Regions from separate parts of the Homo sapiens genome. Here region 1 is linked to region 2. The links are chromatin contacts, found by Hi-C in ENCODE. All regions are on one chromosome and are shown on one strand. Each heading gives the region's core, a stretch centred on a gene start or an enhancer-like site at or near the end of the contact. The rest is flanking DNA. Distances are from core to core; before and after follow the strand shown.

The links. Hi-C counts contacts between places; a loop is a spot of excess contacts on that map. Pooled maps may share reads with other maps.
Region 1: a map of CD8-positive, alpha-beta T cell shows a loop between it and region 2 (33-fold over the local background). The contact joins the promoter of OAF here to the promoter of NECTIN1-DT in region 2. A Hi-C loop is called at or near these places in 10 of 168 maps with a recorded cell type or tissue (B cell, CD4-positive, alpha-beta T cell, CD8-positive, alpha-beta T cell and 5 more), 2 of 37 single-sample maps with no recorded cell type and 13 of 50 pooled maps.

What each region holds. Positions count from the first base shown.
Region 1 is chr11:120,207,233-120,215,084 of GRCh38, forward strand. It overlaps OAF (out at first homolog), which reads left to right and starts at 3,800. Exons shown (of 4, transcript NM_178507.4): 1 at 3,800-4,278. The coding sequence starts at 4,048. RefSeq lists an enhancer at 2,553-3,094 and silencers at 3,428-3,687, 3,868-3,917, 4,008-4,117.
Region 2 is chr11:119,725,465-119,732,551 of GRCh38, forward strand. It overlaps NECTIN1-DT (NECTIN1 divergent transcript), which reads left to right and starts at 4,119. Exons shown (of 4, transcript NR_120587.1): 1 at 4,119-4,342. It overlaps NECTIN1 (nectin cell adhesion molecule 1), which reads right to left and starts at 3,736. Exons shown (of 6, transcript NM_002855.5): 1 at 3,011-3,736. The coding sequence starts at 3,089. RefSeq lists enhancers at 1,318-2,260, 3,060-3,921, 3,922-4,782 and silencers at 3,332-3,651, 3,712-4,121.

The DNA.
Region 1 (7,852 bases), core at 2,550-5,049, 480 kb after region 2:
CTCGCTCTGTTACCCAGGCTGGAATGCAGTGGCACGATCTCAGCTCACTGCAGCCTCTGCCTCCTGGGTTCAAGCGATTCTCGTGCCTCAGTCGCCGGAGTAGCTGGGATTACAGGCGCCCACCACCACACCCGGCTAATTTTTGTATTTTAGTAGAGACGGGTTTTGCCATGTTGGCCAGGCTGGTCTCGAACTACTGACCTCAGGTGATCCACCCGCCTCGGCATCCCAAAGTGTTGGGATTACAGGTGTGAGCCACCGCGCCCAGCCAAAAAAATGTTTCTGAAAGAATATGTGTACATGCACGCGTATACATGTGGCAGGGGGTGAGAGGGAGAGACTTGTATAATCAGAGATTTAGTATGTGATACAATGGGAAAGAATAAACAGAATTAAAGGATAACAGCCACCATTTATTGGATCTGTACTATATGCCAAACATGTTGCGAAATATTTTATGCACAATGTTTCATTTAATTTTCAAAGCAACCCAGTGAGGGAGAAACGTATGCGCCCATTTTACAGTTGAAGAAACAGGCTCACTGACGCACAGCTCATGACTGGGGCCGAGCTCCAGGACTGAGATCCTGATGCCCATTTTCTGAACCACTACTGGCTACTGCTTTCCAAGGGCTAGAGATGAGAAAAAAAAGGAAATTGGTTTATGGTGTGGCAGAGGTCTTGCGATGAGACATGAAGAACTCTCTGACAATGAGGGCTGTTTGGTTGTAGTCGGAGTAATTAGGCTTGTTAGAGCTCTTCCTCTGACGGCCTTTACATTTAAGATGAATGGATGCTTCTATGCCCGGATGGTTTGAGGGAAACGCTGTCTGTTCCCAGCACGGGGCTGGCCTGTTTGAACTAGCTGACGGCTTCACTGGGGATACAGGATTGCCACACGCGAAACCGTTAGATAACAGGAGAAGATAGCGCAGGATGTGAGCCCCGAGTGGGACTGGCAGAAAGTGAGGGCTACCGACAGGCAGAGGCTACTGTGGTTCAAAGCAAGGGCTTTGTGGTCAGGCGGGCAGACTTGTGTTTGAGTCCCGGCTGGCTCTACTGCTTTTGTGACCTTGGGTATGTTGCCTAACCTCTCTAAGCTTTGGTTTCCTAGTCAGTAAAAAGAGCCTAAGAATAGAACCTACTTTGGAGGGATGCCATGAAAATTAAATAAGATGATCCATGTAAAATGCTTGGCACAGAACCTGGACATAATCAAAATACAATGGGGGAGGAGCTGCTATAATAATGACTATTGTTGGAGTCCAGAGGCCGGAGACAGTGGCACAGAACAGAGGGCTAGGTCGGTGGGGAGTCGAGAAAGTCTTCCTGGGAAACCTGAGTTTTGTCCTGGAGCTTGAAGAGGTGGTCAGGTGAAATCAATAGCAAGGCATAGAGATGTAGGTAGGCAGGGCTTATGTAATGGAGTGAGATTTCAAATGCCCTATCACTTTCAAAGAAAAATCTGGTTTGATCTGTGGTTGAAGTAGAGAAGGAAGTTGACTATGGGGAAGAGGTGGGAAAGAGATGAGGTCTTCCATCCTTGTTTCCAAACCCAAAATGTGAACAGAGACAAACCTCAGGGACCTAAACAAGAAATCTGACATCCAGGGCTTCTTTGCCCACTTCTGGGCTGTTGTGGGAGGAGAAGGGGTAAGAGCCTGGGAAATGGCTGAGGGCAGAGCTGGTGGCGGATGGGGACAGGACCTGAAACAAGGGAAGTTAGGAAATGTGGGCGAGGCCCTTAATGACTGTGTGGGCTGACTCATGTGGGAGACCTAGCTTCAAGGCCGCATGGAGATCCAGCATCCTGTCAGGCGGGAGGCCAATTTCAAGACCCTGGGCATCTCTAGTCTAAACGGTTGCCAGCTAAGAGTGGGAGTCCTTAGGGGAGCAATCCTTGTGCTAATCCAATTATTCCCTAACAGCCTGCCTTATCTCCCGGATGTGAAGATGAACTCCTTAGGAGCCAGGTTCTCCAGGAAGGATGCTGCTTGTTTCAGATGCTCTATGTTTTTGTTTTGTTTTGTTTTGTTTTGTTTTGTAGAGACGGAGTCTTCCTCTGTCACCCAGGCTGGAGTGCAGTGGCGCAATTTTGGCTCGCTGCAACTTCTGCCTCCTGGGTTCAAGCAATTCTCCTACCCCAGCCTCCCGAGTAGCTGGGATTACAGGCGCACGCCGCCACACCCAGCTAATTTCTTTTGTATTTTAGTAGAGACGGGATTTCACCTTGTTGCCCAGGTTGGTCTCGAACTCCTGAGCTCAGGCAATCCGCCCGCCTCGGCCTCCCAAAGTGCTAGGATTACAGGCATGAGCCACCGCGTCTGGCCCAGACGCTCTATGCTTAAACATCTGCCAAATACCTGCTGTCAACCACTTATGTCGAGCATCATGTGGGCCTTGTCAAAAATGCTAATCCTCAGTTCTTTTCCCTAGAATCTGATTCCATGGGTTTAGGGATTCGGGAATCTATTTTCTAACAAGCATCCAGGTGATTCTTCAGGAAAGGCAAATTTGGAAAAGGCTGACTTGGTAGTCTCTTAAATTCCCTTCAGTCCTAAATCTAGGCAGCAGAGAGCGGGTAGCGGGAAGGGCCCCTGGATGATAGCAAGAGGCCGATTCTAGCCGGACCCTGCAGTTCACATGGCCCTGTGCTGGGGAAGCCCTAGAAGGGAAGGAGGCTGCAGAGAAGGGAGTTTTCACCCATCAGTAATCAAGGTCCCAACAGAAGTGAAAATGGAAGTCAGGGAACAATTGGTTTTGAGCATCTTCGTGGGGCTTTTTCCCTTGCCTGGGACTGGCAGGACAGTGTAGGTCTGAGCAGCTTCCACGATACACACGGGGACACTTAAGCCCAAAGAATTTTTAAAACGTGCCTAAATTCCACAACTAATCAGAGGAGGCAGCAATCCAGATCTCCTGGTCTTCACCCTTCTTATTGTTGGGGTGCACCGCAGGGCACGCATGTTTCCTTGTGGCTTGTGGGAAAGCCACTGTCGTGGAGCGCCAGCGTCCCGAGTCCCTGGAAATTCTCCCAAGTGACCTGGAATCCAACATTTCCCTGGATTTTCATAGTCTATAATAGAGAGAAAGAACCGGGTCTGCGGTGGTGGGCAGGACTGAGGAAAGGCCGTGAATGCGGGAAGCACGGGAGGCAGGACTGAAAAGGAAAGAGGCACAGGGGCTCACAAAACCTGAGGGCCGCGTCCCAGTGGGTGACCTGACCCATCAAGGTCTAACACCTGGCCGTGGCAAAGCTGGGCGAGAACCCCCGATCCACCCTCCCAGTGTGGGGCAGGGAAAAGGCAGAGTGCAAAGCGAGGTCTGATTTTGCAGAAGCTTTTTAGAAATTCGCTGTCAGAGAAACTGAAAGACCAAACAAAACCCCTAAAAATCCAAGCCCGATTATTTCATCCACGTGGCACAAAAGCAAGCCAAAAAAAAAAAAGCGGGGGGGGGGGGTGGCGGTGCAGGGCGGGGGAAGAGTCACCCGTCCTGCCCCTGCTGGAAGGAAGGGATTTGCCCCGGGAGAGCAAACTTCTGACTCCGCCTGGGTCGCTGACTCCGCGCGGCCGGGCGGGAGGGAGGTCGAGGAGGCCGCTCGCACAAAGCCGCGGAGCCGCTGCCCCCTCTCCCCGCCCCCTGCCCGGCCAACGCCGAAGTGCGGAGAGCAGCCGCGGGCCCTTTAAGGGCCGCGAGGTGCGCGGTCTCTTTAAGGCGGGTCCTGGTGGTTTCTGTTTTCTGAAGGAAGTGACGGGGGGTGGGATTGAATGAAAAGTGCAAAACACAGGCTCGCAGCGCTGGAGCCCGGGGCCGCGGAGCCGGGCCGGGGCAGCGCCGTCTCCGCCTCGGGGCCGCCGGGGGCGCCCTGCTGAGCGCTACCCACGTGCGTCCGCGCCACCTCGCGGGCGACCCCGCGGCCAAGGCCCCCGGCGGAGCGGCTCCCGGGCGCCCCGAACTAGCCCCCAACTTTGGGCGAAGTTTGCCTGCGCCTCTCCCCGCCCCCACGCGGCGCGCCGGGGCCGCGGACGGCAGCGGCCCCCGGGGATGCGCCTTCCCGGGGTACCCCTGGCGCGCCCTGCGCTGCTGCTGCTGCTGCCGCTGCTCGCGCCGCTGCTGGGAACGGGTGCGCCGGCCGAGCTGCGGGTCCGCGTGCGGCTGCCGGACGGCCAGGTGACCGAGGAGAGCCTGCAGGCGGACAGCGACGCGGACAGCATCAGCCTCGAGCTGCGCAAGCCCGACGGCACCCTCGTCTCCTTCACCGCCGACTTCAAGAAGGTGAGGCGCCCTCACTCGCCGGGGTGGCACCTTCAAGCCTGAGCCCCCCGGGATCCCAGGCGCTCTCTTGCCTGCAGACGGAAAGACGGGCCCAGGAGGGAGACGCAGCTGGCCCAAGGTCACGCCGGGCTCTTCTCTACACCTCTTTGCCCACTCCCCAGGGCCCACCCCTTCATTCTCTCCAAAGAACCCCTCTGCTTCCCTTTCTCACTCCCTCCTCCAGCGCTCCCAGAGCCCCCCAGGTGCTAACCCTCCTCCAGAACTCCTACTAACGACTGGACTCCCTTCTTGGAGTCATTCCCCTGTGCTCTAGTGGGAAAGTCCTAGGCGAAGTGTTCTCGCTGTGGGCTCTCACTGTGGGTTCTCCCTGTGTGATCTAGAGCAAGCAAGCCTCTTTCCTCCTATGGGCCTGGCTTCTCACCCCTGTACAGGGCACTGAGGGGTCTGCGAGGCCTCCCAGCCCTGACATTTTGGAGTCCCTCTGTCACCTCTCCCTCTGTTTCACTTTTCTGGGGAGAGCTGGTTGCCCCTGGTCCCTCTCAAGCCGGGAGAAGCCCTGTCTCCTCTTTGGTCTGGAAGGCTGGGGCGCTTGCAGCAGGAGGATCCTGGAGAGAGACCCCAGCTGAGGCCCCCTCCCTCTGGGAGAAGTGCTGCCCTTCACTCTGCCTGGCAGAGAAGCGAGCCAACCCCCCTATTTTGGCCCAGATTAGGGTTAGGGAGTTAGAGACCAGCCCGGTGGGTGGGTGGGTGGGTGGGTGTGGGTGTGTGGGTGTGTGTCCCAGATTACGGTTTGGGAGTTAGAGACCAGCCCGCTCTTGGTGTGTGTGTGTCTGTGTTGGAGGGAATAAGAAGGGCCTTGCACCCAGGGGGCTGGGGGATTATCAGGAAATGGGCCTGGATGGTGAGTGACTAACAGTGACCCAGCAGCAGGAAAGCTGGAGGAAAAGAGGGTGGGTAAGTCTTAGGTATTCAAAAGGAGCGTTCTGTCTCCTTCCCCCAGCTAAAGAGAGGCCCTGTGAGGCTCTGTCCCTGGGGGAGTGCAGGGGTGAAGCCGATTAGATAGCTGGGGGAGCCCGGGGCCCCGGGGACCCTTGCTGAAGCTGCCTGTCTTTCCTCCCTCGTAGAGACAGGGCGCTTTAGAGGAGAGGTGGCGGAGTTTGGGAAGTCAGTTAGGGACCCAGCCAGATTGCCATAGTTAGCAGGGGTGAGGGGTTAGGCTTGACCGCTAGAGGTGGGTGGGGTTGGGGGGTGAGGCTTGACCGCTGATTGCCCCAGGGCCACGGAGTTGGCACTGACATTGGACATAAGCAGGCAGATGGGGGGTGGGGTAGTGAGCGTTCACAAATGGGAAGACTTTGTAGCCCATCCTTACTCCGCAGGCCTAAGCTAGGCACCCTGCCTCCCCACCTAAACCCTAGGAGAATTTTATCAAGTGTGTTCTGTTCCTGAAAAATCTATGTTAGTGGCTGGATCCATCAGGAATCGGGGATCTAATCTTCTGTCCAAGCCCTTTGTCCTTGAAAGTTAGCCTTAGGCCAGGCTGTGAGGCTCCCAACCCCCTGCCCACTGGATGTCATCTTGTGGCTGCACTAGAATCCTGCAGAGAGACTTCCCTGGCTGTGGCCAGGACAGTGAAAGGCAATGGGTAGGGCTGAGCTTTTATAGCCTTTAGCTACATCTGGAAGGTTTTTATTGCTGTGATCTGAAGGGAGAGGCTAAGAAGTACCCAGGTAGCTGTGATGTGCTGGCAGTAGTGGCTGATGGCGGGGGTGGGGTGCTGGGGATTGGAGTGAGGGTATGCTGGTCATCTGACTGCCCAGTTAGAAAATGCATCTGGAGATTGTGAGCACCTCATTTGAATCTCTACAGTGGTTCAGACCTCCACCCAGGTTTCTAAAGTCTGATTTTCAGGTTAGCCTCTGACCCAGAAGCTACCATTTCATACCCACCTCTGGCATCTCCAATTTCATCAGCAAGGGAGGGAATTGGGAGTGGAAGACACCGAAAGGAAACCAGCTTTCCCAAGTCCCTTTAACTCCAGGTTTCTCCATTGGCCTAGGACGGGGTGGAGTTGGAGAGTGCAGTGTGGGGGAGAATAGCCTTACCCTCACCCAGGCCACTCACTCACTGCCTGCACTGGCCACAGCAGCTTCTATGTCCAGATCCTTCTAGGGTGGGTCACCTCTCAGTTCTCAAGGCCCCATGCCTCATAGTGTTTGTCAGATTTCCATAAGAAAGTTTGGTCTAGAAGGAATGATTTTTCCTATAAGAAAAAGACTTCGGCTCGGTGTGGTGGCTCACATCTGTAATCCCAGGATTTGGGGAGGCTGAGGCAGGCTTATCGCTTGAAACCAGGAATATGAAATCTTCAGGCCAAACGAGACCCCTGTCTCTACAAAAAATTTAAAAATTAGCGGAGCACGCTGGTGTGTGCCTTGTAGTCCCAGCTATTCAAGGAGGCTGAGGCAGGAAAACCACTTGAGCCCAGGAGCTGAGGCTGCACTGAGCTGCAATTGTACTACTGCACTCCAGCCTGGGAAGTCACGCTTTTTGTGTTTCTTGTACCAAACTCATTTGCAGTGATTTGGGAAAAGTCCTCATCTACTTGGGAAGAGCCTTGTTTGCCATTTGATCACGTTGGGGAGAACAGTCCAGACTGAATGAGACAGACTTGGTTTACCACTTATTAGCAGGTTCACCCTGGGCAAGCTACTTGATCTCTCCAGACCTTCATTTCTTCATCTATAAAATGGGGATAATAATAGCACATATCCCACAGTTAGTAGTGCCTATGACATCCTTACTCTGTATTAGATACTGTGTTAAGGGCTCAAGACATAGGAGCTGTTAGCTTTGCAATTGTGGCTCACACAGCATTTCAGCAAGGATCCTCTCTGCTAAACTTGGACTCAAAGACATTGAACAACGGACCCAAGGTCATGCAGAAAAGTCAGTACTGAGCCTGGAGGATCCTTGAGCTCTTCATCTTAACCTTCTCCTTGAAGTGCCAAAATTGCTGGCCAGCCCCTCAGAGCAGGAGCAGCCATCCTTGTCCTGACAGTCCACCCAGGGCAGCAGTGAGCCTCCCTGTGTGGGATGGGACCAAGGCTTCTGTCTGATTCCCAACCCTATCCAGCCCCCTCTCTCCAGCCCTTCCCACCTGTTTGCCTCTACCCGCGTCAGAGTTCTGACAGTCTAACTCTCTCCCACACTACTGCTCTGGACCTTGACGCAGCAAAGCAGTCACAGTCGTCAACCCACTGGAGGACACATAGCCTGGAGCCCAGGTGAGGCTTGCAGACTCAGTAGCTTGGAGCTATCAGATGGCCATCCTGCATTACTGCAAGCCCTGCCCAGAGGCTGAGTGAAGGCCATCAGGCTGACCGAGCCACAGCTCTGAAAGAATGCCGCAGCTCAGTGGCTCCCAGCTTTGCCGCACCTCACAATCACCTGGGGAGCTTTGAAAATTCCCACTGCCTGGGCTGCACACCCTACCAGTGAAATCAGAATATCTCAGGGTGGGAGTCAGGCAGCAGTCGTTTTGGTTTTGTTTTTTCTTTTAAAGAACCCAGGT
Region 2 (7,087 bases), core at 2,869-5,368:
GAGGCCTAGAATCCAATTCCAAGGCACTCCACAGTGCTGCCTTATAAATGGGTAAGGAGATTCCCATTTACACATGCTGCAAACCCCAGGCCAGCAGAATTGGTTTTGCCATAATGCCTTGCCCAGCAAGCTGAAGGACACCACTGTATGTGAGAAATAGAGAGAGAGGAAGGAAAATAACCCAATAGCCCCGACACTTGGAATTTCAAAGACCACATGGCAGCAAGCTCTGCACAAGCTGCAGAGAGAGGCTGCAGAGAGGGGTGTGCTGTGACCCGACAGGTCTTCCGAGGGTGTGCATGACACCTGGGGTGTGTGTTCTCTTTCCAGACAAAAGGTGTGGGGAAGCCAATTAGGGAGGGTGTGGTGTAGGTGGGACAACAGCTCGACACACCTGCTTCTCAAGCAGGTCCTCTGCCTCCTCCTAGGGCTCCCCCTATCTCTTTTTGGGATGTAACCCACCTGCCCCACTGACCCTCTCCTCTAAGTTAACAGGAAGAAACTGTGGATTGTCATCTCAGGAAACAGAGGCCTTTGGGGCTTCACCACACTGCTTAGTAAAGTCTGTGTTGTTGAAAACATACTTCTGTGTTTACACTTCAATAGCCAGATTGGGAGTGTTTTGAAGTTGGGGGCAATCACACACACTCCAGGCCCCTCCCTCTTCCTCTCCTCAAACCCCCAGACCCAGGTTCCCTGTCACAGCCCAGGAAAACCCTGAAAAGAGCATCAGACTGGCAAGTCCCTAGAGAGACGCTATAGCGGGCAATGGGGAGGAAGCCAGCAGGTGATGCAAAGTAGGGTGTGGGCTTGCAACTTCTGGGCCAACCAGCCTCCATCCAAGTGTCAGACTGGGCACAACCATATCCACCTGCCTCCCTGCACCCGTGGACCCTAGAGCAAGCAAGCAGAGAAGGCACCAGGAGCCCAGCCACTGGGCAGAGGAGCTGGGCGGTCCGGGAACTTCGGTGCATGGATGCTACCCATCAGTCAATTACAGTCAATGGAAGAGCATTTATTAAGTACCTCTCTCAACCCTGGTTCCTTTCTCTGCATCCCACCCTTTCATGTAGATTTTTGGCAGGGGTTGTATCCACCTTGAGCCAGGTGAGTTCACCTCCCTGCTCCCACTTCCTGAGTGGGTGGAGCACAGCAGGCCTCTAGCCCCCAATGAAGGAATTAACCATGAAGGAATCACAAAGCTGGGGAAAGAGAATAACAAAAGGAAGGAGAATAGGGTGAGTTCCTTCCCCTTCTCCCAACCCTTCCCACCACCCTTTGTCCATCCCAGGATTACGTTAACCCCTAGTGTGCTGGACCAACCAGAGCTCTGGGAAGCTCTCGTTTCTCTGGGTTCCGGATGTGGACATATGTAATTGAAGGGTTCCTGGAAGCTCAAATCCCCATGGCCAGGCAAGTCCTAGAGCCCGAACTTCTGTATCTCTGGCTGGCTTCCCAGGCCATCCAGTGTGAGAAGACCTCTCACTCTCACCAAGACCACCCTCTGGGGGCAGGGTGGGCAGTGACACCTGTGAGCCCTGGATTTTCCCCACCCCCCACATCGAGCAGGGCAGCACCCCAGGCTTCACGGGTGGAGGCACCCCAGTACTGGCTTTCACAAACTGCTTCCCAGACATCCACCACTTAGTGAGATTGGCGGGGCCCTCGTAGTGAGCTGGCTGGCAGCAGAAGAGGCATAGAAGGGAATGAGGCCAGGCTTCTGCCTTCCAGGAGTGCACCCTAGCCCCGGAACTAGGCAGCCAGACTGTTCCCTCGATAACAAACTGCCTGGCCATTCTGCGGCAAAGCACATTGCAGGAACTCGGGATCTAATATTCCTGCCCCACGAGGAGATGGTCTCTGTACACTGACCCCCTATTCTGCCACCCCAAGGCGGGGACCACGTGCTCCAGTCAAGATCCGCCCCCCTCCCCAAAATCCCATCTTGCTAGAGCTGCAGGTCGTCTCTGGTTTCTACCCAGAGAGCTGGAGGAACTCCCCACACCCCTTGACCCACGCTTGGTGTCCAGTCAGCCGGCGAGCTCGGCAGCTTCCCCAGGGACACAAAGGGTTAAATCCAGGCGAGGGGACTCGGTCGGATTTGCCTCCTAAACGCATTTTCCAGTTCATTCCCCAGCACAATATGCCTGGGCTGGTCCCAGCCTCCGTCCCCACCCCACCCGTCAGAATGGGCCACCAGGGCCACCCCGGGGTCGGGCGCGAGGTTAACCCCTCGGCTGCCGGCAGCCCGCACCTCGAGGAAGGACACGCGGGGCACCCTCGGGAAAGTGGGTCATGCAGCTACTTGGATGGCAGGAAGCCCGCGGTGTCTCCTCCAGGGAGAGCCCCCAGAGCTGGGAGCAGAGTTCCGAGGGGGAGCCCGGTCCCGCGCCAGGCCGGGAGGAGGCTGCCCCGGCCTCACCCTCCAGGAAAGGAACCGCAGGTGAGCGAGGAGCCGCCTCTGCCGCAGCAGCCGACTCTCCGCGCCCGCTGTGGGGCGGTGTGGGGCGGGAGGGGGCCCGAGCGTCCTGAGCCGTCTGGCAAAGGGGCCGCCGAAAGAGACGAAGCCCCCCCGCCATACTCCAAACCCGCAGCTCCGAGACTGACGCCCTCCCCCTGGGGCTGTTGTCTCCCACCCCAAGACGGTGATTACGGTGATTATTTTGCATTTATGTAACACGCAGTGTTTCCAAACTGCTTCCCGAGCAGAGAGCTGGTTATTAAATAAACAGAACGCTATTACATATTATTATTTTTTGTAAAGAACTGAGCGGAGAAAGTGCTTTCATGCTACATAGAGACGTGCATCTGACTGCTTCCCTGCAGGGCAGGCGGTTCGGCTTCTCAACCTCTTTCTCCGCCGTGCCACCTCCCACCCCCTTTACCCAAGCCGTGACCCAACTTTTCTGGCTCCTTTCACTCCCCACAATCCAGTCGTGCCCGCCATCCGGCTCCCAGCCCCGGGGAGGCATTGGATGGGGGTGGGGACAGCAGAGGTGAGCGCTCTTACCTGGGAGGAAGAATGCGGTCAAGCCGAGAGCGAGTCCCCACCAGCGTCCAGCGGCGCCCGCAAGCCCCATCCGAGCCATCGGGGGCCGGGGGTCCGGCGAGAGGGGCGGCGAGGGCAGCGCTCCTCGCGCAGCAGAAACCAGCCCGGAAGATGAGGGAAGATCGCTGGCGGTCGGCGGGCGCTCGAAGGATCCAGGTCAGCTGCAGCCGTCGGCCGGGGCGGGGTGGGCTGGGTGGGATCCGCGCGGCCGCAGTCCGGGCCCCGGGCCGCCGCCGGCTCAGAGGCTCGGCAGATGCCCGCCGCAAGTTGCACGAGTCATGCCCCTTCGCCTCCTCCGCTCTCCTCCCGGCGCCGGTCCCCGCCCTCTTCTTCCACGCAGAGCGGGGCTGGGGAGAGGGACCCACCCCCGGCGCGCCCGGCTGCCCGGTTGCGCGGCGCGGGCTCCTGGCCCCGGCCCGCTCACACCCTCCCGCTCGGCTCCAACTTGCAGGCGTCCATGGCCGGCCGTCCTCCGAGGGTGGCGGGACGCACCCGGGCGGCGCAGAAGGCTCGGGGCCCAGGCGGCGGGCGCGGGGCTCGGCGGTCGGCGGCCCGGGTGGCTCTGGCTGCGCGGCCGGGCGCGAGGAGAACGGGTCGGAGGCGCCGCGCGTCCCAGCCGCCGCCGCTCTGCCGGGTGCCGGCGATCCGCAACAATGTGGAGCCGCGCTCGCTGCTCTCGCTCTCTTTCTCTCACTCGCCGAGCTCCAGCCTCTCACCCGCTCGCCCGTGATGTCAGCCAGAGGGGAGGGGTTAGCGTTAACCCCCTCCTGGCCTCGATGCGCGCCCGCCGGGGCCCGGTCGGAGCCCGAGCGCACGCGCCTTCCCGACCGAAGCAGAGGCGGATCGCGAGCGCGGGCTGCGGGGTCCGGCTCAGGACCCTCGCTCGGGAGCTACCCCTCGGCCGCCTTCCAGCTGGGGAGCCGGCTGGAGCGCGGGCTGCCCTCCTCCTCCGCTGACAAAGGCAGGCAGTGACCCCTAGCGGCCGGCGGCGCCGAGGCGCGGCGGGTGGGGGTGGAGTTAGGACCGGGCCGGGGGCGGCGGTGGAGGAGAGGGCGGGATGGAGAATCCCGGCTAGCAGCGTGGGAGCTGGCAGGGCTTCTGCAAGCCCTCTGCTCCCACCCTGGCCCCATTTCACAGACGAGGAAACAAAGGCCCAAAGAAGAGTTCCGCCCGGGACGGAACGTGGCATAGCTCGCAACAGAACCCAGTCTCCGGAGATCCCTCTCCTCTGCACCACTTGGACGTTCCACGGAGAGGCAGCGGTGCGCGGGGCGACGGGGAGCTGCCAGAGAAGTCAGTGGTGGGCATGAGTGGGTGAGACGGGCCCACTGAGGTTTCTGGTAGAGTTTCTTTTCTAATCCCTGCTCCCTTCGGGGGTTCCTTTTCCAAAAATTGAAGCACCCCGCGCCCCGCCCTTGCCCAAACATAGCCTGAAAACGAGCTCTCCTCCAGTTTCCAGGACCTTAGTTTTGAGAGATTTGTGGGATTCCCGCGAAAGTGGATCGTCCAGTCAGTGTCCCTGGCAGGGCAGGGACTCTCCGCCCCATCCCGTTCACCACCCACTACATCCGGGTGTGGTAGGATTTCTGCCAAGGCGACTGCGCCCTCCGGGCCTTCCCTCTTCCCCTTACTCTGGTCCTCCTATCCCCATCCCCTCCCCCTGGGGGAGGAAGACAGACAGAGTTTCCCACTAAGGAGAGCCGAATTCTCCCCAGACCCTGGCCGGACACTGCTCCCTCTACCCTTTGCCCAGCCCTCTAGGCGGGCAGGAGCAGAGGGGAAGTGGCTGTTTCTGATAACACGTAAATTCTGGTTCCTCACTGGAGAAGGGGCAAAGACAGCGCCATATTCCCACTGTCTGGAATCCGGCCCTGGAGTGTCTCGGTTTCTCGCGGAAGTAGTCAGATCTGGCATTGTCATGAACACTCACCCACTCACTGTATGGTCTTTTACATTTAACAAATGTAACCTGGGCTTTCTTTGTGTCAAAACACAGTGCCTGGCTTGGGGATACAGAGACATCATCATTGTCCTGAAGGAACTCAATCTAGTTGAAGGGTGGGGGAAGACAGACATAGAAACGGATGTCGTAAACAAATATTTAATATGGGATTGTGTGGGTTTGGTGGGTCACAGAAAAAGTGCCCAGTTTAGCCCGGGGTGGGGTTGGTGTAAAGGCTTCAGGGAAGCGAACACAGGGTCTCGGTGAGTCATCTATCAGACCAAGGTAAGTGCTGGAGGGCAGAGACATAAAAGAGACTGGATTTAAGGTAGAGGGTCAGCACGAGCAAAGGAATGAAGGTAAGCAATAGTCAGGTGAGTAGGGGGCCCACAAAGGGTTGACTGGTTTAGCCTGAGCCTAAGACTTGAGGAAAGGAGAGGTCTGCAGATTCGTGAATCATGCCCGGTAGCTGCTAGGAGGGTTTTAAACTGGGGAACACGCTATCAGATTTAGTTTGTGGCAGCTGGGAATCTCCCATCTGGCTGCTGAGTGCTTTAAGGGCCAGGGTTGAATTGAATTCATTGTGATGGCCTTTAGCTCTGTGCCAGGCACACTGCAGGAGCTGAAGGCATGGTTTGAAGGGGCAATCCCAGATGTACCAATGTCTTCTTGTTCCCTGCTCTTACCCTCCCATCCTCTCCATCTTTATTTTATTTTATTTTATTTTATTTTATTTATTTTATTTTATTTTATTTTATTTTAATTTAATTTAATTTTATTTTATTTTATTTCATTGAGACAGAGTCTTGCTCTGTTGCCCAGGCTGGAGTGCAGTGGCGCCATCTCACCTCACTGCAACCTCTGTCTCCCAGGTTCAAGTGTTTCTCCTGTCTCAGCCTCCCGAGTAGCTGGAATTACAGGTGTGTGCCACCACGCCCGGCTAATTTTTGTATTTTTAGTAGAGACGGGGTTTCTCCATGTTGGCCAGGCTGGTCTGGAACTCCTGACCTCAGGTGACCTGCCCTCCTTGGTGTCCCAAAGTGCTGGGATTACAGGCATGAGCCACTGTACCCGGCTGCACTCTCTCCATCTTTAGGTCAGGCTTCTTTGATCCTCTGATCTTAAATGAGCTTCCAAAGAGGGTGCGGCCAGCAGGGAAGATGTGGCTGCCTGGGGATTGGTTGGGTGGAGAAGATGGAAGCAAGTAAGTGATATAGTATGGTTGTTCACTCATCATCTTTAAACAAGCAGGGAAGGTTGCTGGGGGAGGGGACATTTAACTGAGACCCTGAAGGACAGATCAGATTTGGACCAAAAGAGGCAGGAGAGAGACTCCTAAGTGGAAGGAACAGCTTGTACAAGAACATGGAGGTGCGTGGAGGTGGGAGAGGTGCCACCTGTGTTAGGACAGTAGGCATTCCAGTTTGTTTTGCGTTTTAGAGATGTATAAGAGAAAGGGACAGGTAGGCGCAAACAGAAGGCAAAAGGACCAGAAGGTTTCCTTTAGTGACAGGGAAGAAACACAGGATCAAGCAGCAGGAAAGCAGGCTTTGGTTCCTGCTCTTAAGCTGTGAGCCCAGGAGTCACTCTTGCTTCTTACCTCTTCCTGAACCACCATGTTCCAATTTTGTTGATTCTGCCCCTGAGATATATATATATATATATATCCTTTATATATATATATATAGTCTAGTGACATTGATATGCCCCTGATATGCCCCTGAGATATATATATATATCCTTTATATATATATATCCTTTATATATATATATTCTTTATATATATATATATAAAGTCTAGTGACATTGCTCCATTTCTCCTGTTATTAATCTAGTCCATGCACTCATGATTTCTACCTGGTCTTTACAATACTTTCTGACAGTATAGCCAGTCTGCACTGAGATGGGGAGTAAAATGTAACAGTCCAGCACATGGAACTCTGGAGAGCTAATCTGCCTGGATTGGAATTCTTAAACTCCAGCTCTGACACCCAATAGCTATGTGTCCTTGGGCAAGTGACTTAACTTCTCTGTGCTCAGGTACCTTCTCTGTAAAACAGGGAGAAATAAGAGCACCTACCTCTTGAAGTTGTGAG